3 separate regions of the Homo sapiens genome follow, and regions 1 and 3 are each linked to region 2. The links are chromatin loops, found by intact Hi-C in ENCODE. Cell type or tissue: HCT116. All regions are shown on one strand.

The links. Hi-C counts contacts between places; a loop is a spot of excess contacts. Peaks named below come from ENCODE experiments on the same cell type or tissue, not always from the same donor. Only the 100,000 strongest peaks of a DNase experiment are listed, where the experiment ranks them.
Region 1: it touches region 2 in a loop (2.2-fold over the local background); 3 of 110 quality-filtered maps call a loop at or near these places.
Region 3: it touches region 2 in a loop (3-fold over the local background); 3 of 110 quality-filtered maps call a loop at or near these places.

What each region holds. Positions count from the first base shown.
Region 1 is chr11:34,770,587-34,778,586 of GRCh38, reverse strand. All of the region lies in intron 6 of LOC102723568 (a long non-coding RNA gene), which reads right to left. Among named protein-coding and RNA genes, the nearest start is that of APIP, 140 kb to the left of the region's middle. In HCT116, no CTCF peak of the experiment used is centred here; no DNase peak of the experiment used is centred here.
Region 2 is chr11:34,595,083-34,603,082 of GRCh38, reverse strand. No RefSeq gene overlaps it. Among named protein-coding and RNA genes, the nearest start is that of EHF, 22 kb to the left of the region's middle. RefSeq lists an enhancer at 2,755-3,954. In HCT116, no CTCF peak of the experiment used is centred here; DNase peaks (open chromatin) are centred at 622, 2,522 and 3,362; H3K4me3 peaks cover 1,552 bases; H3K27ac peaks cover 4,420 bases.
Region 3 is chr11:34,682,438-34,690,437 of GRCh38, reverse strand. It overlaps the pseudogene NDUFB8P3. Among named protein-coding and RNA genes, the nearest start is that of EHF, 65 kb to the right of the region's middle. RefSeq lists enhancers at 4,879-5,048, 4,519-5,718. In HCT116, no CTCF peak of the experiment used is centred here; DNase peaks (open chromatin) are centred at 4,947 and 7,407; H3K27ac peaks cover 1,814 bases.

The DNA of each region.
Region 1 (8,000 bases), 180 kb before region 2:
CGCCTCCTGGGTTCAAGTGATTCTCCCGCCTCAGCCTCCCGAGTAGCTGGGATTACAGGTGCCCACCACCACAGCCGGCTGATTTTTGTATTTTTAGTAGAGATGGGGTTTCACCATCTTGGCCAGGCTAGTCTTGAACTCCTGACCTCGTGATCCATCTGCCTCGGTCTCTCAAAGTGCTGGGATTAGAGGCGTGAGCCACCACGCCCGGCCAAATCAGTATTATTTCTATACACTAACAATGAACTATCTGAAAAAGAAATCAAGAAAATAATTCTATTTATTGTACCTACAAAAAAAATACAATGCTTAGGAATAAATTTAATGAAGGAGGTAAAAACCAGTATGCTAAAAACAAAGAAATATGATAAAAGAAATTGAAGAAGACACAAATAAATAGAAATATATTCCATGTTCATGGTTTGGAAGAATTAACATTGTTAAAAATCTCCACACTACCCAAAGCAATCTACAGATCCAATGCAATCCCTATAAAATTTCTAATGACATTTTTTCACAGAAATAGAAAAAAAATCCTAAAATTCATCTAGAACCACAAAAGACCCCAAATAGCCAAAGCAATCTTAAACAAAAAGAACATTGAAGGCATCACATTAACTCATTTCAAAATCTACTGCAAAGCTACAGTAATCAAAGCAGCATAGTACTGGCATAAAAATAGATATGTAGAACAGTGGAACTGAACAGAGAGCCTCAGAATAGATCCATGTGTTTACAATCAATTGATTTTTCCACAAAGATGTCAAGAACACACAATAGGGAAAATACAGTCTTTCCAAAAAATGGTGCTAGAAAAACTGGAGATCCACAAGCAGAAGAATGAAATTAGACCCTATCTCATACCATATGCAAACATTAAATCAAAATGGATTGAGCATTTAAATGTAAGAACTGAAACTATAAAACTACTAGAAGAAAACAGGGGAAAATTTCCTAGACATGGGTCTAGGCAATGGGATTTTATAGTTTTGACCCTCAAAACACAGGCACCAAAAGCAAAAATTGACAAATGGAATTACATCAAACTAAAAAGCTTCTGCACAGTAAAGGAACAATCAACAGACTAAAGAGACAACCCAAGGAACAGAAAAATACACAGATGATCCCAACTTAACAATAGTTCAACTTTATGATGGTGCAAAAGCAATATGCATTCAGCAGAAAGTGTATTTCAGTACAGTATTCAATAAATTGCATGAGATATCAGACACTTTATCATAAAATGGACCGTGTGTTAGATGCTTTTGCTCAACAGTAGGCTAACATAAGTGTTGTGAGCATGTTTAAAATAGGCTAGGCGAAGCTATGATGTTTGGTAGGCTAGGTGTATTAAATGCATTTTTGATTTGACAATATTTTCAACTTACAACAGGTTTATTGGCATGTAACCTCACTGTAAGTCAACAAGCATCTGTATATGCAAACCATGCATCTGATAAGGGATTAATATCCAAAATATATAAGAAACTCAATGCAAGAAAATAAGTAACCCAATTTAAAAATGGACCTATGACCTGGATAAATGTTTCTCAAAAGCAGATATACAAGTAGCCAACAGATATATGAAAAAATGGCTAACATCACTAATCATCAGGGAAAAGCAAATTAAAACCACAATGAGATAACACCTCATGCCTGTTAGAATAGCTATTATAAAAATGACTAAGGATAGCAAGTGTACATGAGGATGTAGAGAAAAGGCAACACTTAAACATTGTTGGTGGGAATGTAATTTACTACAGTCATTATGGAAAACAGTATGGAGGTTTCTCAGAAAATTAAAAATAGAACTAGCCTATGATCCAGCTATACCACTACTGGATATATATCCAAAGGAAAGAAAACCAGTATGTCAAAGAGATATTTGCACTCCCATGTTTATGGCAGCACTAGTCACAATAGCTAAGATATGGAATAAACCTAAGTGTCCATCAACAGATGAATGGAGAAAGAAAAGGTGGCATATACACACAATGGAATATTATTCAGCCATAAAAAGGAAGAAATCTTGTTATTTACAGCAACATTGAGGAACTGGAGGTCATTATGTTAAGTAAAATAAGCCAGGCACAGAAAGACAAATACCACACGATATCACTTATATAGAGAATCTTAAAAAGTTGAACTCACAGAAATAGAGTAAAATGGTAGTTACCATAGGTGGAGATGGCGAGATTTAGGAGATGTTGGTCAAAAGACAAAAAATTTCAGCTAGACAAGAAGAATAACTTTAAGAGTTCTGTTGTATAACAAGGTGACAACAGTTTTTATTTGTCAAATAAAAATGCTAATTTGTCAATTAAATAAAATTTTTAAATGTTTACATCTAAATGTGAAAAGGTAAAACAATAAAGCTTTTGGAAGAAATCGGATGATAATATCTTCATGACTTTCAGGTAAGCAAAGATTTCTTAAACTTGATACAAAATCAGCTAATTACAAAAGAAATAATTTATAAATTAACATGTTAAAATTAATAAAGTAGTTAAACTACTTCAGAAAACTGTTGAGCCATATCTATAAAGTGATCATAAGTATAACATATGACCCATCACTTCCATTCCTAGGTGTACATCCAAAAAAAAATATGTTTTTATGTGCATCAAAAGATATGTACAAGAATAGTCTTTGTAATACTATTCATTATAGCCCCAAACCAGAAACAACCCAAATGTCAATCAATAGTAAAATGGATAAATGCATTTTGGCATATCCACATAGAATTCCATATGAAATTAAAAAGAAAGCCCAATATGAGTGGATCTCACCACATAAATTTGAGTGAAAGAAGAATGAAAATTGTCAGATTCTAAATGGAGTCACTCAAGTCAAACCTGGCAAAATGGAGCCAGGGAAGGCCATCAAGGGAAGGTTCTCATGCATGATTTGCCTAGCAACAACAACTATCACAAGAAATTTTTTCCATACTGCAGCGACTATGTGAGTTGTGCAAGGACAGCTAGCAGCACAAGGACAGCTAGCCACGTACACAGAAACACTTGCCTGACAAATTGTTTCACAAGCCCAATCCAAAACTGCCAAAGGTCTAACTGCAACTCCAAGATTACAAGTCCTACCTAGCAACTATTGGCATTCGCCGATCAGAACTCAGCTCTCACAGGGCACTGCCAGTGCAATGAAGTGTCTTTTAAAACAACAGGTAAATCTCCTCTTTCCCCAACAAAATCCTAACCTTTTTTGTTGTTGTTGTTGTTCTCTGGACATACCAGAGGCCACCCTGCTCCATATATACATCCCGGATTACAGTGCTACTTCTCGTAGCTTATTCCCAAACAAAACCTTTCCTATTTAGAGATTCATCTCTCTATGTTTTTTATGTTGACTGAAGCCAGACACACAAAAAAGTACATCGTATATAACTCCAATAATAAAACGTTCAAAAAGGTGCAAAAAAATTGTTTTAGAAGTCAAGATACTGGTGGGAGAGATTGTATTTGGAGGGGAACCTTAAAGAGAAGTTCTGAGTGCTAGTAATATTGTTTCTTGATCTGGGTTACATGAGACTGTTCACTTTGTGTGACTTCATTGATCTATGCAGCTGATTTGTGTACTTTTTCGTATGTATGAATGTTAAAATCCAGCAAATGGTTTTAAAAAAAGCCAAGAACTTGCAAGTCAAAAGCTTTTGTTTTCATAACCATCTTCTCTAAAGTAAGCCTAGTTTCGAAGGTTAAAGCTGAACATTGACTCTCAGGGCTTCATCTTTCCCAGATTTTGATCTTAGATAAGTCACTTAAACTTCCTATGCCTCAGTTTTCTCATCAGTAAAATGGAGATAATAATAGCACTCATCTCATAAGATTGCTGGGAATATTAAATAATAGGTATAAAGTGATTGGAACCATGCCAGGCACTTAGGAAAGACTCAATAAAAATAACTTGATGTTGTTTCTGCTATTTTTTCCCAATTCTCTTCAGGCAATGGATGATTCTTGCTTGAGGAAGTAGAAATAAGAAATCACAATATGCATGTTCTGAAATATCATCTTGCTACATCTATAGAAGCTGAGACTTGGTTTTTACAAAGTCCTCTTGCCACATGTGCTTTGGACATAATGCAAATGGAAAAAAAATAGAAAACGGAAAGCTTGTGCCCTGAGGGAAACTCCCCTAATCAATGGAACCCCAAATTAGAATGAAGTGTACTTTCCAATGATCTCTTCTATAGAAACCATGGCAATAAGTAGGTCACTCAAAATGAAAAAAATTTCTTGGTCTTAGTGAAAATGCTTCAGTGAGGCAGTATTTTTGCAGAGTATTTCAGACCCCTGATTTCTAACCCTTTCTCTGCTCTTTTTGGAATTCTAATCCTTAAAAGCTAGCCCTGTTCTTGTGTTTTCTTGGATACTTACCAAGTTAATCTTCCAACATTGAAGAGTATTATGAATGTTAAGCTGCATGAAAAGGAATAATAATTTTGTCCTACCTGTAAGACTTAGGGTCACTGCTGGCTTTATAAATTCGTGTGGTTTTTCTTGGCAGCTACCTAATAGTTTTTCTAGCCACCATGACTTTAACCCCACATTACAGCATCATTGAGCTATTTATTCAGTTTAGTTCAGTTGGCTGAGGAACTGTGCCAGAAACTGCTATTAGGAAGCTAATTTTATTTACCCCAAAGCAACCAAAGGATTCTCAAAATGGTTTTCACTGCATTTTTTTTATTCTTAAAAAAATCTCACTTTTGCTTCTCTTGTTGAAGTGAGATAAGGAAACAAATTTCCAAAGAGGTTAAGTCACTCCATAATAGTAGGTGATGAGGACAGAACTGGAATTCACCATAATCCTCACCATCTCTGAGACGTTAAGATTTGAATTTAAGTTTAAAAAAATAGTGAGGTAAATGAAGAGTTGAGAGTCCATTTCAGGTGAAACTCAGAGTAAAAGTGATTTTGTGATTCTGCAATATATCATGTACAGGTGAGGGAATGTGAATTCCTTTTGGATTAGCATAGAATAGATGCAGCCTGGATAAGTCTGGGGACCATCACTGCCAGACATGGGAAAAAGTTATCCCTAAGGTGCTTTAAACACAAACACTAAGTCCTTTAATTTTTATCCAGCTTCAAAAGCTAAAGCAGGTTAATAAGGATTGTTAAGCTCCAGGGGTGAGATTGGAGTTGAGATTCCATAGACTTGGCAATAAGAAGTTGTTTTTAATGGTAATTTGTGGAACATGCCCAAGAGACTCTGGGCTGCTAGCGCCAATAGGCACAAGGGTTGGGGATATAAACAGATTTTTCTCACCAGCATTAGGCATTAATGTTATGCCAGTTATGGTGACTCAGTTCCCTACATTCAAGCAACTTATTTTCTTCCTCCTGAAGACTTTTCTTTCCTGTAATTTTATTCATCCCCAATTCTTCACTATTAAAAAGTGTGCAAGAGGTTCTTTTGATGTTTGTTTCACTCCAATCAACACATATTTCTTTCAAGTATCAGAGTGAATAGACTTCCCAAAACATGAGGAGAAATGAAACTGATCTTTGGAGTCTTTAGGAACTACCACTACTCCTTGTCCATAGATGGGTCACAGTGAGGAATGTTGACCCCAGTTTGCCTGCCAGACATTGTTCTGTGCAATAGGGGAAAATTGCTAACCTAAATTCACATAGGAAGCCAATATGTATCCCAGAACATGAATTCTAAGGCAAATAGAACTGGATTTATTACAAAATGTGCAACTTTCAGAAAGCAACTGAACATCTTACAGCCTCAGTTTTCTCTTCTGTAAAATGGATATGATAATATTTGCTTCATAGGGTTACTATTAGGAATACATAAGATCATGGATATAAGGTAGTAAGTGAGTACTGTCACTTTGTAAGCACCAGTTTAACATAGCTACTACAATATAATTATTAATTCTTTTTGAGGTGGTTGTGTGGCAAATTAATAGAAATTGTTTCATTTTACAGGGGTGAAGTGGACTGTGTTAGAGAAGAATCATTTCTGTCAATAAACCAATTTAGCCCCAGATCAGGAGAGAGAGCTCATGTCTCCAGGTTCCTCATCTTTTACCTTGGAATGGAGCCAAAACCTGGAAGGAACTTTATTCTGCCACTAATGATAGCTCCAACCCAGGTTCCTGAGGGCCCAACTTAACTGCTTTTCATCTCTGAAACCAGATCACAGTCCCCATTTTCATTTTCTAATTACCCAGTGGGCCAATTTCTACTGTTATTTCTCCTGGGGGTTGGCAAAATCTGGTTTTAAACAGTTATTCTGGGGCGGCAGGAACACCGCAGCTCTGCTCCCGACAGTACCCCACCCTAGCTGACACATATGTACCCTGCCATGCTGCCACAGCTGCTGGCACACACAAGCAAACACGGACCCCACTGCCACTGGCCCAGTGAAGCACTTTGGCCAGCACCACTCATGAGAGTGCAGTGGCCGCAGACTGGGAACACTTTGGCCTCTCAAGCACAGCAGGTTTTTAACCAGAGACCAAAGCTGGGGGCCCAGTACTGGCCCCAGAGTTAGAACATACAGCCCAGGAGTGCTGAGCTGAGCCTTGGCCCCCTAAAATCTTCCAGAAATGAAGTCAGTTGACTGAAGCCATCTTATACTACAATTAAACCCTCAAGAGCATCAAAAAAGATAAAAGCCAAAAATTCATCCAAAGGACAGCAACTTCAGGGAATATCAGCTCACAAAGATGAGAAATAACCAGTACGAGAACTCTGGCAACTCAAAAAGCTAGAGTGTCTTCTTCTTTTTTCTTTCTTTCTTTTTTTTTTTTTTTTTTTCCTGAGATGGAGTGTTGCTCTGTCACCCAGGCTGGAGTGCAGTGGCACGATCTTGGCTCACTGCAACCTCCACCTCCCAGGTTCAAGCAATTCTCCTGCCTCAGCCTCCCAAGTAGCTGGGACTACAGGTGCCTGCCACCATACCTGGCTAATTTTTTGTATTTTTAGTAGAGATGGCATTTCACCGTGTTAGCCAGGATGGTCTCGATCTCCTGACCTCATGATCCGCCTGCCTCGGCCTCCCAAAGTGCTAGGATTACAGGCGTAAGACACCTTGCCCAGCCGCCAGTGTCTCTTCTTATCTCTAAACAACCACACTAGTTTCCCAGCAATGATTCTTAACCAGGCTTAAATTGCTGAAATGACAGAAATAGAAGTCACAATATGGGTAGGAATTAAGATCATTGAGATTCAGGAGACAGTCAAAACTCAATCCAAGGAATCTAAGAAATACAATAAAAGAATACAGGAAATGAAAGATAAAATGGCCATTTTAAGAAAAAACTGATCTGATAGAGCTGAACAACTCACTTTATGAATTTCATAATGTAATTGCAAGTATTAACAGCAGAATGATCAAGCTGAGGAAAGAATCTCAGGGCTCAAAGACTGGTTCTCCAAAATAACTCAGTCAGACAAAAAATGAAGGAAAAAAAGAATAAAAAATGAAACAAATCTCTGAGAAATATAGGATTACGTAAAGAGACCAAATCTATAGCTCATTGGCATCCCTGAAAGTGAGGGAGAGAAAACTAACAATTTGGAAAACAAGTTTGAGAATATCATCCATGAAAATTTCCCCAACCTCACTAGAGAGGCCAACATTTAAATTCAGGAAATGCAGAGAACCCCTGCAAGACACTATACAAGATGACCATCCCCAAGACACATAGTCATCAGATTCTCCAAGATCAAAAAGAAGAAAAAATGTTAAAGGCAACTACAGAAGGGACAGGTTACCTACAAAGGGAACCCTATAAGGCTAACAGCAGACCTTTCAGTAGAAACCCTATAAGCCTGAAGAGATTAGGGGACTATATTCACCATTCTTAAAGTAAAGAGATTTGAATCAAGAATTTCATATCCCACCAAACTAAGGAAATGCTGGGCCTCCACCACCCTGTCTCTCAAGCAAGATCAGCTGGAAACCGGGGGAACTTTTCCCTTCAGCAAAGATGTAACCAAAAGGATCCCAGAAGCCCGAGT
Region 2 (8,000 bases):
AGACTCAAAGTGGTTTGCAGGGAAGACAAGAGGAGAAGGGGACAGAGAAAAGTGAGAGGGAAGGCAAGCTGAAATAATTTTTGATGTTCAGATCTTATTTGCCCCTTTCCCTTTAACAAGTGAGGCTCTAAGGCCAGAGGCCAGGATTCTAGGTCATTCCTCACCCCTTTCCCCACCTTGTGATCTAGAGATCCCACACTGGATAGGTGGCCAAAGTTGCTGAGTGACACACAGATGTGGGGCAGACATTCGCCAAGAGAAATCATCTGAGTGGACCATTGAGAAGGGCAAGCGAGGACCCCTGTGTAATGTTAGTATTAAGGGAGCTTGGGAAGGCCCTACTCTTCCCTGACACACAGCAGATAATCCCGTCTCCCCTCCACTAGCATACTTCTTTTCTTCATTTGGAAATGGAGGGCTCTTTCCTTGTGGTGGATGATCGGTTCACTCACTCATTTACTGGTTCCCTCATTCAGCAGATCCCCACTGATTGCCTGCTGGGCACCTCATCCTGTTCACATAGAATATGCTGCTGGGGCCGGACATCTCTGGCTTGCCTCCCGGTTTTACCGATTAGGAACCTGGGACCCAAGAAGGTGAAATGACTCAGCCACAGTCTCGCAGCCGGCAGGTGGTAGCACTGGATTTAGATCCAAGTGTCCTGACTTGCACTCCACACACTGCCTGCATGAAGGGCATGGCCAAGTTCTATAAGGAAATTTGTCTCTTCACCTCCATCATTCACCTGGCACAATGTCTGGAGCTCGCTAATTGTTGGCAGGTGGAATGAATAGTTTGAAAGCTAAATCTGAGAATGATTGTGAAACTAACACAAGAACAGAAAACCAAACACCGCATTCTCACTCATAAGTGGGAGTTGAACAATGAGAACACATGGACACAGGGAGGGGAATATCACACACCGGGGCCTGTTGATGGGTGCAGCAAGCCACCATGGCACATATATACCTATGTAACAAACCTGCATGTTCTGCGCATGTACCCCAGAACTCAAAGTATAATAAAAAAAAAAAAAAAGAAAATTAAATCTGTACTGAGCACAGAGCCATATAATGTGAAAAGGGCAGTGTTTCTCTAACTGTAATGTGTACACCAATCACCTGAGATCTTGTTAAAATCATGGTGCTAATTTGGGGAGTTTGGGGTCAGCTGGGGATTCTATAGTCCTAGCAAGCTTCCAGGTGTGGCTGACATTGCCAGTACCAGACCAGAACCTGAACAATGGACAGCACACTTTGAAGCCAGAGCGCCCAGATTCGAAGTCCAAATTTGCTACTTATCGGCCGTGCAGCCTTGAGCCAGTTATTTAAACTGACTGTGCCTTGGTTTTCTTGCCTGTAAAAAGAAGGGTGGTGATGATAATGGAGTACCTGCTTTACAGGGCCATTGGGAGATTCAAGTCAGGTAATAAGTGTTAAGCACTTTGTCTAGTGTCACTTGCGCATACAAGGCACTCAGAGGGCAGAAGGTGGAAGGAGAGCCTTCCTTGAAGTAAGGCAGCCTTCTTGCTTTCTGCCCCAGACCCCACCCCAGAAAAGTCAACGTATTCTTCTCCGGGATACAGCTAGTCTTGATCCAAACCATCAGACCACCCTTGAACAGCTCCTGAAAACAAAAAGGATGAGCTCACTCTAGCCAAAATAATCATCAGATCAGCCCAGAATGTGACCCCAGCCCCAGCTGTTGCACAGCTACGTGAGCCCAGCAGATGAAAATGTTCCAGCAGGCAGATGTGGCAGGGTGCTGCTTTACAGAGTTGAAGTTCCAGCTGGCAGTCGTTTAGATTTGTTTCCCCTAAAAGCCTCTTTCCTTGAGCACACTGACAGCAGAGACCCTGTCTGATTTATCTTGGATCTCTGCACCCTGCACAGAGCTGGCATAGTAAATGGGCCAAGCTGAATTCCAGGCCCAGACCTTAGAGATAAGGGAAGGGCTCCTTGAAAACTGCTCCTGTTTGTCTTCAGGGCTGAGGCATGGCTGAAGGAAAGGGCCCTAGGAGGAAAGGGGCAGCGGCTGCCACTGGACCTCAGCCTGGGATACTGCAGCCCCTTAGAGACTGTATGTCAGCTCTCTCCAGTGAACAAACTCAGTTTGATCGCCAGTTTCTCTGCGCGGGCCAGGTTCTGGCGTGTGCAGGCAGGGAAGCACTAACCTCTGGGTTGGGCATTTTCTCAATTGTTTCATTCTCTCTCTCTTATCTCCAGCTAGTTAGTGATTAACTGCTCTTTGAAAGTTTCCCAGCCTCCCCCGAGCTCCCCAAGAGCACAGGTGGCCACTGGGTTGGAGCAGAAGAACCTGACTGAGGGCCCAGTTCTCTTTGCAGGACAGGGAGGACCCAGAGGCACAGCCACTGGGTCATGGGCCCAGTGGGGTAAGGCCAAGAGGTTTGGCGCTGTGCTGCCTGCCAGGGGTTACTGGGAGGGCATCAGAGAGGCATGTCTGCAGGCGCCGGTTCCTTGGAAGTCTGTGGGTGAGTGGGTGGGGGTGGAGAGGGACAGAGGATACAACCAGGATCTGGGAGAGAGAGAGAAGCTTGACATTATCTCCCCACCACCAGGGGCTTTCTGTACAAACCCTCACCCGGGGCAGCTTTCATCAGATAACACCTACACTTACAGACAGCCCCCATACGTTGGAGCAACCACCTCCCACAGCTTTTTCTAGTAAGCCCCACCCCAGCTGAACCACAAAGGAGACCAGGTAGAAGAAGCAGCTGACTTGGTCAAGGAAGCACCATCCAGAACCTTCCAGGAGTCGCTGAACCCTTTCCTTTCAGAGTGTGGGCCTCTCCTTCATCTTTTCCTTTCTTTAACCCTGGGATTTTTTATTAGAGGTTTATAATTCCACAGAGGGACTTTCAGGGAGACCTGTAAACCTCTAAAAAATACAAACAATATGCAATATATGTTTTGGCTGAGTGTAGAAGCCCATCCTAGAAAAATGTACTTAGATATGTATTGGATTTTCAGCCCCTGCCCGCCTTCCTGTCTTGCTGCCTCTTCTGTGGGTTGCTCCCTCTCCTTCCTGGAAGCCCCTCTCTCTTCTGCCTGCCCTGTCACTGACCTAGGCTCTTGGCTGGCTCAGGGGAGAAGCAAATAAAAGAATGATAGTGGTCGGGGTTGGACAAGTGACAGTGGAAAGGAGGGATCATATTTGGAAACTGCTCTCCCCCTGTGGTCGCTTCAAGACAGGAGCAGGAAAAACCCGGGCAGGAGGCTTGATTAGAAACTAACCCCAGATGAACTCTCTGTCTGGTATTTCCGGTAGGGGGTAATGACACTTGCTTTTGTGGCTGGTTTGTGAAAAAGAATGGGTCTCCTCATAAAGGAGAAGAAAGAGATAATCTTATGAGTACTAGCCCTGGGAATTCAAAGACAGATGATGGGGAGGTGGGGCAGGAAGAGATTAATTTCAGAAGAATTATGACTATGGCTTCTCGACCTCTTGGCTAAGATCGAGTGCAGAAGAAGTATGACTGATGCATTAGTAAAGGCAACCAGAAGAGGACTGGGCAGCGTGCTCTGTTTGTTTTTGATGGCACCATATTGGCTAAAGGCTTTCTATCCTTTTGTGCCTTCGCCAGGTTTGTTAGAATGGCTTCCAGCGGCAACTACCAATAACTCCTAGGGGACCACCTCAAGACTGAAGGTGAGGCAAAGACTGTGGACTATGAAGCACCTCTTTGTAGCCCAAGTTGCAAGAGGAGCCTAGCAAAGGAAATCAGATGGCAGCAACGCAGAAGAAGCACATGGACGAATCCTCAGAACCCATAGTAGAAGAAACATTTGGGTTGGGTGGATTACCCTGACTTTCAGATATGATCTTCCCCTTCCAGAGGTTGAACAGGACCTTTCTAAAAATTTCCCATCTGCAACTTCAGTTGGCAAAGTGCCTTTGTTTCTTCCAGGGCTGAGTGGCCATTTTTACACCAGTAAAATTCAGAAAAAACAGATGTTTATACAACTGATTTCTTTTTCATTCAAGTGAAAATTACTTTATGTAGGTGAATCCCAGAGTGAAAGAAATACATATTCTTACAACTCAAATTCACTGCTAAAAAAAAGAAAGCACAGAAGGAAGTCAATAAAAAATGAGCATCATTAAACACATAAAAAGATGCTCAATCGGCCAGGTGCAGTGGCTCGTGCCTGTAATCCCAGCACTTTGGGAGCCGAGGCAGGCAGATCACTTGAGGTCAGGAGTTTGAGACCAGCCTGACCAACATGGTGAAACCCTGTCTTTACTAAAAATACAAAACTTAGCCAGGCATGGTGGTGCATGCCTGTAATCCCATCTACTTGGGAGGCTGAAGCAGGAGAATCACTTGAACCCGGGAGGCGGAGGTTGCAGTGAGCCAAGATAGCACCATTGCACTCCAGCCTGGGCAACAAGAGCAAAACTCCATCTCAAAAAAAAAAAAAAAAAAAAAAAAAAATGACACTCAACCTCACTGATCATCAGAAACACTAACACATGAGAAGCCACTGCATTTCCTTCAAATTGGCAAAATTAAAAAATCTGATGATAATAATTGTTGGCCAGGATGTGATGAGGAAGGAATTCCAACCCACTGCTTGTTCAGGAGTGTTGATTGTTATAAATACTTTGGAGAGTGATTTGTTAATATCTAGAAAAGAGGAAGATGCACGTGCCCATAATCCAGCAAATATAAGCCCATGGAAACTTTACTGCATGCTCACATGTACAAGGATATTCAATGCATCACTACTTGTCAAATGAACATTTGGAAGCAAAGTAAGTGCACCTCAGTAGGAGAATGGATACACACATTGTGCCAGCCATCACCATTTGTTATTTCATTTATTCTTTTATTCATTTTTCATTAAATATATTTCCATGAGTTTGTATTATTATACTATGTAGAGAATCACCTGGGAAGATTGTGAAAAGGGCCGAATTCCTGGTCCTACCCTCAGAGAGATTGAGTCTGGGAATGAGTCCAAGAAATGGGGCTCTTTTCTAAGTGCATGTGATACAACTGCATGTGGTCCTGGGTCACACCATATATAACCATTCATTCTGCCATTGGATTTCAAGTTGGATTACAAAACTTGCAGGGCTATGTGTGGCCCCTGTACTCATCCCTTACTGGGAAGGAGGCCTGGATTGCTGGAACATGGGAGCCTGAGAAACTTCTGGATCCTCAAGCATCAGGCCCAGAGGAAGACAGCAGAAGAGGAGATAAGGGGGTACAGTGAAGGGGAAAGGATAGGGAATGGGTCTGAGGGCAAAGAGGCCTAGAACAGCACATCTTCTGATCTTTTGCCCAGACACAAGTCTACCCACAGATCTTTGTTAACAAAATTTGTCTTGGAACTAAGAAAGCTACCCTCCTCTCTCCTGTCCCTCAGTAACACTTAATGATTCAACTCAACAGTTTTTTGTTTTTTTTTTAAGTCCCAAAGGCTAAGGTTCTAGATCTGGGTCACTTCCCACACATGACCAAGATTCGTGAGAAAAGAGATGACATTGAATCAAGCTTTTATCTGAACCTTTGGTCTATTTTTCCTTGTCCACAGAAGTAGGGAAGTAAGTATTCATAGGGAATTTAGCCAACCTTTGTCCAAACAGTTTAACACCAGTCACATAATTAATCAGATAGTCTGGCTTTTATAGCTATATCTAATATGCATGTATTAATTTTTTTCAAGGCCTTAGAATCTTTTATCTATATTCAATTGAGAAATGGTCTCTAAGCGTAACTTAATGTTTGTTTGATGAAGATGCTTTGGGAGTACACAGGAACCATGAAGAAATTTAAGGAACTGGAAGTCCCAGTTAATAGAGAGTCCTGGTTAATGCAGTGCTGATAAACAGAGAGTTGCTGTATATAGAGGTGGTGCTGTGGGCTTGTTTGGAAAACTGTTCACTTACTGGGCAGCTTACTTACCCTCACTTACTTAACCTGAAGGGAGAGAATCATAGAAGTGAGAAATGGAAGGAAAAATTAAGCCATCCTCTGTTTGACCCTCTTGTTGTATGCAAGGAGACTCTGTTCTGTAGAGGAGAAATGCTCCCCTGAGTTCAGCCAGTGAGGTGCCTGCAAGGACTGGAGAAAGAAAATGAGAAGCCAGGGTATTTCTCTGCTCCCTCTCTGCCCTGAGCATGCCTCCAGCAGCTACTACATTTCCTCCATGGCCCCAGCGCCCTCCAGACAAGCCCATCAGGGATTCCGGGAACACTATCTCCTCCCTTTCTCTTTTCAGCCTATGAATACTAGTGACTTTCTGCTCTTATTAACCTTTGAGCTATCTCTTTATCCCCTCTTTGGCATTGCAGCTTTTCTAACACTGGTGTGACCCATTCCCTGCATTAAATTCCCTCTGTTGAAGACACTTAGGTTTCTTCCTGATTAGACTCCAACTGATAGAGGAGGTGACTGGTCTTTACTTTCCAGACCATATTCATTTTACAGAAGAAAGAACAGATTTCTAGAAGTTCAAGTAACATGCCAATGTTGCACAGCTACCGAGCTAGCAACCAGTTGTCTCGTGGCCGGTGTTAATTTTCCTACAGTATTCTGGCTCTTCTCTCTCTCCCGTAGTCCCTACCAGCAAAGACATTCTTTCTGGGTCAAACTAAGGATTCATTTGCGTCTCATTTGCACATGATGAAAAGGTGCTATAACTACGCAAAGTGCACATCCAAAGGAGTTCAAGGGAGTATTCATTTCTATTTTGGTCTTTATAAGAATATTTTGCATTTGAGTCAACAAAGCTTTGTCAGCATTCTGTAAATCCTAGGGCAGCATTTCTCAAAGTCACAATTCCCTAAAGGGCATGAGGGTGCACATCTTAGTCCATTTACGCTGCCACAAAAGAATGTCATAGACTAGGCTACAAGCAACGGAAATTTATTATTCAGAATTCTAGAGGCTGGGAAGTCCAAGAGCAAGGCACCAGCAGATTCAGCGTCTGGTGAGGGCCCACTTCCTAGTTCATAGATGCCATCTTCTCACCGTGACCTCACATGGCAGAAGGGACAAGGGGGCATTCTGGGGTCTCTTTTATTAGGTCAGTAATCACATTTATGAGGGCTTCATCGTTATCACCTAATCACCTCCCAAAGCCACCTGGTATCATCACAGTGGAGGTTTAAATGTCAACATATGAATGAGGGGGGAACACAAAAATTAATTCTATAGTAGGGGATACTTTGGTAAAAACACAGATTTCCTGAACCCACTACCACCTACTGAAATAGAAAAATCTGGGGATGGGAACTGAGTGTATTTTTAGCTAGCAACACAGATAACTAGTATTAATAACTAGCAACCTGGATAACTAGTATTAATAACTAGCAACCTGGATAATTCTTATGAAAACAAGTTTTGAGGGCCACTGTTCCATTATGTAGAAAAACATTGTCCGTGTACACACAGAAGAAGGAAGGATCAGGAAGGTGACTAGAGAGCTGGCTTCTGGCCAGTCAAATAAAGGTCCAGCTCCTCTGGCTTCCATCCCCAGTCAGAGGTACCACTTACTAACACCCTGCTACGTGTCAGGCTTAGCACTATACATTGCAGGTACCTGGTTTTATGTACTCTTTACAGCAATCCTGTGAAGTGGCTACTATAATTTCCATTTAACAGACAAGATATCTGATTCTCAGATTAAATAACTGTCTCTGGATCACCCAGCAATGAGCCAAATTCCAACCAAGTTCTGCTTGACTCCAATGTCAGACTCTTCTCTATTCAGGTTGCCCCTTCCAGAACGGAGCCTGCTTCATCCCCAGATGATCAATGCAAACAATGATACGCTGAGTTGGCTCTGTGTGGTGTGTCCTAATCCTGTGCTCTGGGCAATCTGGTGTTTCCTTTCTGCTTGTTCTTGAACGAGACATTGGTGTATCTGCAAAGGGGACAGGTGAATGGTATTCCAATTCCCCCTCCTGAGACAGCCCCTGATGGGATGAGATCCTGCAAATGGAGCTGCCGGTGGTTTCTTGATTGTCCT
Region 3 (8,000 bases), 87 kb before region 2:
TATACATTTCTTTCAGCACCACACCTATTCCAAAATTGACCACATACTTGGAAGTAAAGCTCTCCTCAGCAAATGTAAAAGAACAGAAATTATAACAAACTCTCTCTCAGACCACAGTGCAATCAAACTAGAACTCGGGATTAAGAATCTCACTCAAAACTGCTCAACTACATGGAAACTGAACAACCTGCTCCTGAATGACTACTGGGTACATAACGAAATGAAGGCAGAAATAAAGATGTTCTTTGAAACCAATGAGAACAAAGACACAACATACCAGAATCTCTGGGATGCATTCAAAGCAGTGTGTAGAGGGAAATTTATAGCACTAAATGCCCACAAGATAAAGCAGGAAAGATCCAAAATTGACACCCTAACATCACAATTAAAAGAACTAGAAAAGCAAGAGCAAACACATTCAAAAGCTAGCAGAAGGCAAGAAATAACTAAAATCAGAGCAGAACTGAAGGAAATAGAGACACAAAAAACCCTTCAAAAAATTAATGAATCCAGGAGCTGGTTTTTTGAAAGGATCAACAAAATTGATAGACTGCTAGCAAGACTAATAAAGAAAAAAAGAGAGAAGAATCTAATAGACGCAATAAAAAATGATAAAGGGGATATCACCACCGATCCCACAGAAATACAAACTACCATCAGAGAATACTACAAACACCTCTATGCAAATAAACTAGAAAATCTAGAAGAAATGGATAAATTCCTCGACACATACGCTCTCCCAAGACTAAACCAGGAAGAAGTTGAATCTCTGAATAGACCAATAACAGGATCTGAAATTGTGGTAATAATCAATAGCTTACCAAAAAAAAGAGTCCAGGACCAGATGGATTCACAGCTGAATTCTACCAGAGGTACAAGGAGGAACTGGTACCATTCCTTCTGAAACTATTCCAATCAATAGAAAAAGAGGGAATCCTCCCTAACTCATTTTATGAGGCCAGCATCATTCTGATACCAAAGCCGGGCAGAGACACAACAAAAAAAAGAGAATTTTAGACCAATATCCTTGATGAACATTGATGCAAAAATCCTCAATAAAATACTGGCAAAATGAATCCACCAGCACATCAAAAAGCTTATCCATCATGATCAAGTGGGCTTCATCCCTGGGATGCAAGGCTGGTTCAATATATGCAAATCAATAAATGTAATCCAGCATATAAACAGAGCCAAAGACAAAAACCACATAATTATCTCAATAGATGCAGAAAAAGCCTTTGACAAAATTCAACAACCCTTCATGCTAAAAACTCTCAATAAATTAGGTATTGATGGGACGTATTTCAAAATAATAAGAGCTATCTATGACAAACCCACAGCCAATATCATACTGAATGGGCAAAAACTGGAAGCATTCCCTTTGAAAACTGGCACAAGACAGGGATGCCCTCTCTCACCACTCCTATTCAACATAGTGTTGGAAGTTCTGGCCAGGGCAATTAGGCAGGAGAAGGAAATAAAGGGTATTCGATTAGGAAAAGAGGAAGTCAAATTGTCCCTGTTTGCAGATGACATGATTGTATATCTAGAAAACCCCACTGTCTCAGCCCAAAATCTCCTTCAGCTGATAAGCAACTTCAGCAAAGTCTCAGAAAACAAAATCAATGGACAAAAATCACAAGCATTCTTATACACCAGCAACAGAGAAACAGAGAGCCAAATCATGAGTGAACTCCCATTCACAACTGCTTCAAAGAGAATAAAATACCTAGGAATCCAATTTACAAGGGATGTGAAGGACCTCTTCAAGGAGAACTACAAACCACTGCTCAAGGAAATAAAAGAGGATACAAACAAATGGAAGAACATTCCATGCTCATGGGTAGGAAGAATCAATATCGTGAAAATGGCCATACTGCCCAAGGTAATTTACAGATTCAATGCCATCCCCATCAAGTTACCAATGCCTTTCTTCACAGAATTGGAAAAAACTACTTTAAAGTTCATATGGAACCAAAAAAGAGCCCGCATCGCCAAGTCAATCCTAAGCCAAAAGAACAAAGCTGGAGGCATCACGCTACCTGACTTCAAACTATACTACAAGGCTACAGTAAACAAAACAGCATGGTACTGGTACCAAAACAGAGATATAGACCAATGGAACAGAACAGAGCCCTCAGAAATAATGCCGCATATCTACAACTATCTGATCTTTGACAAACCTGAGAAAAGCAAGCAATGGGGAAAGGATTCCCTATTTAATAAATGGTGCTGGGAAAACTGGCTAGCCATATGTAGAAAGCTGAAACTGGATCCCTTCCTTACACCTTATACAAAAATCAATTCAAGATGGATTAAAGACTTAAACGTTAGACCTAAAACCATAAAAACTCTAGAAGAAAACCTAGGCATTGCCATTCAGGACATAGGCATGGGCAAGGACTTCATGTCTGAAACACCAAAAGCAATGGCAACAAAAGACAAAATTGACAAATGGGATCTAGTTAAACTAAAGAGCTTCTGCACAGCAAAACAAACTACCATCAGAGTGAACAGGCAACCTACAAAATGGGAGAAAATTTTCGCAACCTACTCATCTGACAAAGGGCTAATATCCAGAATCTACAATGAACTCAAACAAATTTACAAGAAAAAAACAAACAACCCCATCAAAAAGTGGGCAAAGGACATGAACAGACACTTCTCAAAAGAAGACATTTATGCAGCCAAAAAACACATGAAAAAATGCTCATCATCACTGGCCATCAGAGAAACGCAAATCAAAACCACAATGAGATACCATCTCACACCAGTTAGAATGGCAATCATTAAAAAGTCAGGAAACAACAGGTGCTGGAGAGGATGTGGAGAAATAGGAACACTTTTACACTGTTGGTGGGACTGTAAACTAGTTCAACCATTGTGGAAGTCAGTGTGGCGATTCCTCAGGGATCTAGAACTAGAAATACCATTTGACCCAGCCATCCCATTACTGGGTATATACCCAAAGGACTATAAATCATGCTGCTGTAAAGACACATGGACACATATGTTTATTGTGGCATTATTCACAATAGCAAAGACTTGGAACCAACCCAAATGTCCAACAATGATAGACTGGATTAAGAAAATGTGGCACATATACACCATGGAATACTATGCAGCCATAAAAAATGATGAGTTCATGTCCTTTGTAGGGACATGGATGAAATTGGAAAACATCATTCTCAGTAAACTATCGCCAAGAACAAAAAATCAAACACCGCATATTCTCACTCATAGGTGGGAATTGAACAATGAGATCACATGGACACAGGAAGGGGAATATCACACTCTGGGGACTGTTGTGGGGTGGGGGGAGGGGGGAGGGATAGCATTGGGAGATATACCTAATGCTAGATGACGAGTTAGTGGGTGCAGTGCACCAGCATGGCACATGTATACATATGTAACTAACCTGCACAATGTGCACATGTACCCTAAAACTTAAAGTATAATTAAAAAAAAAAAAAGACTACAGATTGGGGCAGTGTACACCGCTCGGATGATGGGCGCATCAAAATCTCACAAATCACCACTAAAGAGCTTACTCATGTAACTAAACACCACCTGTTCACCAATAACCTATGGAAATAAAAAATTTAAATAAATACATTAAACTTCCAAACACCCCATCTCCAAATACGATCACATTAAGGGTTAAAGCTTCAACATACGAAACTGGGTAGGGAACTGGGTAGGGAGTGGGGCACAGAATTCAGTTTATAGCATCCCCCAGGTCAGAAATAAATAAATAAATATAAACAGGCAATTCACAGGAAAGAAAACCTGAGAAGACAATAAATATATGAAAATGTGCTCAAACTCATTAATATCTGCAGAATGCAAATTATAACACTAATGAGAAAACATTTCACATCCATCAAATTTATGAAAATTCAAAAGTTTGGCAATGCCAAGTGTTGGTAAGGATATGCTGGTAGGAGGGTAAATTAATACTATTACTTTGAAAAACAATTTGGCATTATCTAGGAACTCTGAAGATGCTCATACTCTCTCCAAAATAGTGTTTTAGAGAAACTCTAACTCTTGTGCATGAGGAAACATGTGTAATAATGTCCATTGCAGCTGTTTTCCTGGGAGCAAACATTTGGAAATGATTTAAATATCTATCAATAGAAATGAATAAATTTCAATATATTTTCTGGAATGGAATATGTTTAATGGAACACTTAAAATAAATGTGGAAAACTTCAAATTGAGAGAACAACAAATACTAATATTGATAAAACACACACTGCAGAATGATACAGACATAGGACCATTCAGATAAAATCTTAAAATGTGCAAAATTTTGCTATTTACAGTTTAGGGATGCATACATAGATAGTAAAAGTATAAAATAAGCATGAGTACTCAGAAGAGAAGCAGAAGAATAGGACCGGCGCAATGGTACCCTGTGGTCTCCAATTGTATCTTTCATTGTAACTCTGTTTCCCAAAAAGAAAGAAAAACTCTATATATTTTCTATGTTTGAAATATTTCACAATTATTTTAAAATCTAAAAGGAAAACTAAAATTAAAGTTTTAACAGATTTCTTTTCCTTTTTCATCGTTGTGGTTGTTCAGAAAGGCCAATTCATTTTTTTCTGAATATAAAATAATTAGGCTTTCTTTTTATCTGAATATTGTGTGACTGTGTGTGTGTGTGTGTGTGTGTGTGTGTGTGTGGTGTAGCACTTAATTCTTTAGTAATAACAATGAAAGTTAGCGTAATTGGAAAATTTGTTTCTCCATCAATCATTTAGAATGTTTGGTGGAAAAGTGATTTTTCTGGACTATGCAGATAACTATCTCATCAAGGCCTTGACATGTGTGGACATGACCTCACCCATGGTGGTTTCCAGGATTTGGATGGGAACCAGTTTCCGCCTATTTCACCACCTCAGGAGAAATGCGAGGTATTCTTCCCGGGGGCACCCAGTCAGCGCTGCATCTACCCGAGAGTCCCTGCCCAGCCATGCAATCATTTCTGAAACTAATGAGATCAGCAGCTTTTCACGAAACCATGAGTCATACCTATTGGTGAGGCTTTCCAGGCTTGAGGAGTGCCTTGAAGTGCCGGCTTCACCAGATGTTCTGGCATCACCAATCCTTCCCCTAATTCTGAGTGCCACATCTGACCCACTGCCAACGGTCACAAGGTCGCCAGCGGCCAAAAATCACCTTGGGCTTCAGGTAAGGACCTGTAAAATCAAGGCAATACCAACTAAAATTCCAGCTGGATTGTTTTCAAGGAACTTGATCATCTAAAATTTATATTGGTTCACAAATTACCAAGACAACATTAACTTTAAGACATATTAGAGACTGATAATGAAAACAGTGTGGTAATGTTTCAAAAACAAATTAGCCAACAGAAGAGAAAAAATTAGTGTCGGACAAATAGATAATAGATTACGCATTCATTGAGAGACACTTTGTTTAATAAATATTGAGAAACTAGAAAACTGAAATTAATGAAATCCTCATTGAACTCCTTAAACAAGGATAGATTCTAGATTAATTAAAGGCCTAAATGTGAGCTATAAAACTAAAATAATTAGAAGAAAATGTAGAATATTTTTGTGACCTAGGGGCTTGTGGCAGGGAAAGAGAGAGCATCAATAAAACTTCCAGAGCACAAACCCAATGGCAATGAAAAAAAACCCTTGAAAGATTTGACTATAACAAAACTGTGGATTTTTGTTCATTGAAGGACATCATGAAAAAAAAATAGGGGAATGACAGTATTTAAAAGGAAAGTGAGAGAGCACCTCAGAAGATATTTGTAATCTCTAAAACCAATATCTAAAATATTCAAACAAATTCAATAAATTTCCCCAAATACAATAGCCCCAATAAGAAAATAGAGGGTATGAAAAGACAATTTGAAGAAGAGGAAACACAGAAGATTACTTAGTATATTAAAGTCATTCAAAATTACTAGTAGTCAGAGGAAAGCTGTTTTTAAATGTAATGTTTTCAATTGATAAATAAAAAGTATATATATGTATGGTGTACAAAATGATGTTTTGAAATATGTATAGATTTGTGGAATGGCTAAACTCAGCTAGTTACCATATATTAGCTCCACATACCATTTTTTGTGGTAAGAACACTTAAAATCCACTCTCTTAGCAATTTTCAAGTACACAATACATTGTTATTAACTATAGTCACCGTGTTTAGAGAAAAGTAATTTAAAACAAGGAGATATCACTTTCTACCTTCTGAACCAACAACAATCCCAAGCTGGACAGTGGAAGTGTTGATGAGGATGAGATGCCACAAGAAAGTTCATTACTGTGGGTGGGAGTTAGGACCCAAAGATTCCAGGTGTACATCCCAACGAATTCTTTACCCAACCCCACAGGAGACCATGTACAACAAACACATTAAACAGAATGGTCACCCATGGTAAGAGGCATGGAAACTGGAGTGAGTAGGAAAATAAAAGACAGTACATAAACATGTAAAATTTAAAAAGAAATGCTTCAGGGCCTAATAATAATTATGTTTCATAAATTGTGGAGTGTGATCACCTCTGCAGCTGAGAATATTCTTGCCCTGTAAGTGCTCATTATCTCATGGAGAAAAATATACTACACATGTCAAATAAATTTTATATATATATATTATATATATATATATATCTCATATATATAAGGAATTATGGTGTCTGGTAAAGAGATGTCCAATATACAGATGTTTGTAGTAAGCCAGGCAAACTGTGATAAAAAAGCCATAACACAGAGTGTATTACAACATAATGTAGAGTGACCAACATCTACTTTTGCAAAGACTGAACTCATTATAATTCTTCCTCTGGGGGTATGTTAATGGCACAGTTTACACAATGGAAAAATCTAGGCATAAATTGTCTGAGACAATGCATCCTAGATGCATCTGTACAGATTTATGGAAATGCATTAAGAGTACCTAGTTTTTTGCAATTTTCATCAGCAAATTGAACCACACATTGATAATGAGAGATAGCACTTTGAACACATCGCCTATTGTCTGTAATATCAATAAAACATTTGTTATATATATTTTTCTATGTTTCTAGCCTTTATGAACACCCTGTAGAAGAGCACAGTACCCAGAGAAAATAAATAATTCCTATGTTCTTTTTCCCTCCATCTCTAGAGTTTCTCACCCACCATGTTTTAATGCTTGCTCCTACCTTATTTATATAGTGAATATATTGAAATAAAAGAAATGCCACGAATAGGAGAACAATCAAGCCCATCATTTTTCCCACTTGAAAGAAAATTATATGGTCATTAAAAATAACATTAAAGTAGAAGAAGACTGAGAGCACTAAGGAGGAGATGAGGCATCTTGGCCAGGAATACAGACAGATTTAAGAGCAGAGCTCAGGTTTTCCCTGGTGAGTCATTTGGTTGGTATCCTCAATGCTTTATCCCAACTGCATACCTCTACCAATCCTTTGGGAATTCCAAATGGCCATTGACAATAGCAGGTCACGCATGGAGAAAAAAAAGAAAATAAAATATGTTTTCAAAACTGATTGGGTAAAGGCATAGAGATTTGTAGAGGTATAAAAAGTAATCCTAGATTAATACAACTAAGTTTCATTTATGCTAAGGTGCCATTAATTGTAAGATCCTCCATATTTCATGTATCATTAAGTAAGAAAAAACACTTTCAATTAAACTATCACATAATATCATCCTTGAAAAAATAGTAATACATGTTTAGCAGCCTGGCAAGCCTGGATTTACATCCCAACTGTTCCACTTTTAGCTGTGTGGCTGTGAACAAATGAACTAACTTTTCTAAGCCTCAGTGTTAGCCTTTGTAATATAAAAACAGTAATAGTACCTACTAATTTATGTGGAGATTAAATGGGATAGTGGATCTCATATAGTGTTTAGCATGGTGTCTAGCACATACTGATTATCAATACTTAAAATATATTAGCTATTTTAATATTAAAGTTTATAGTAATATGCAAAGTGCTTAGGGTATAA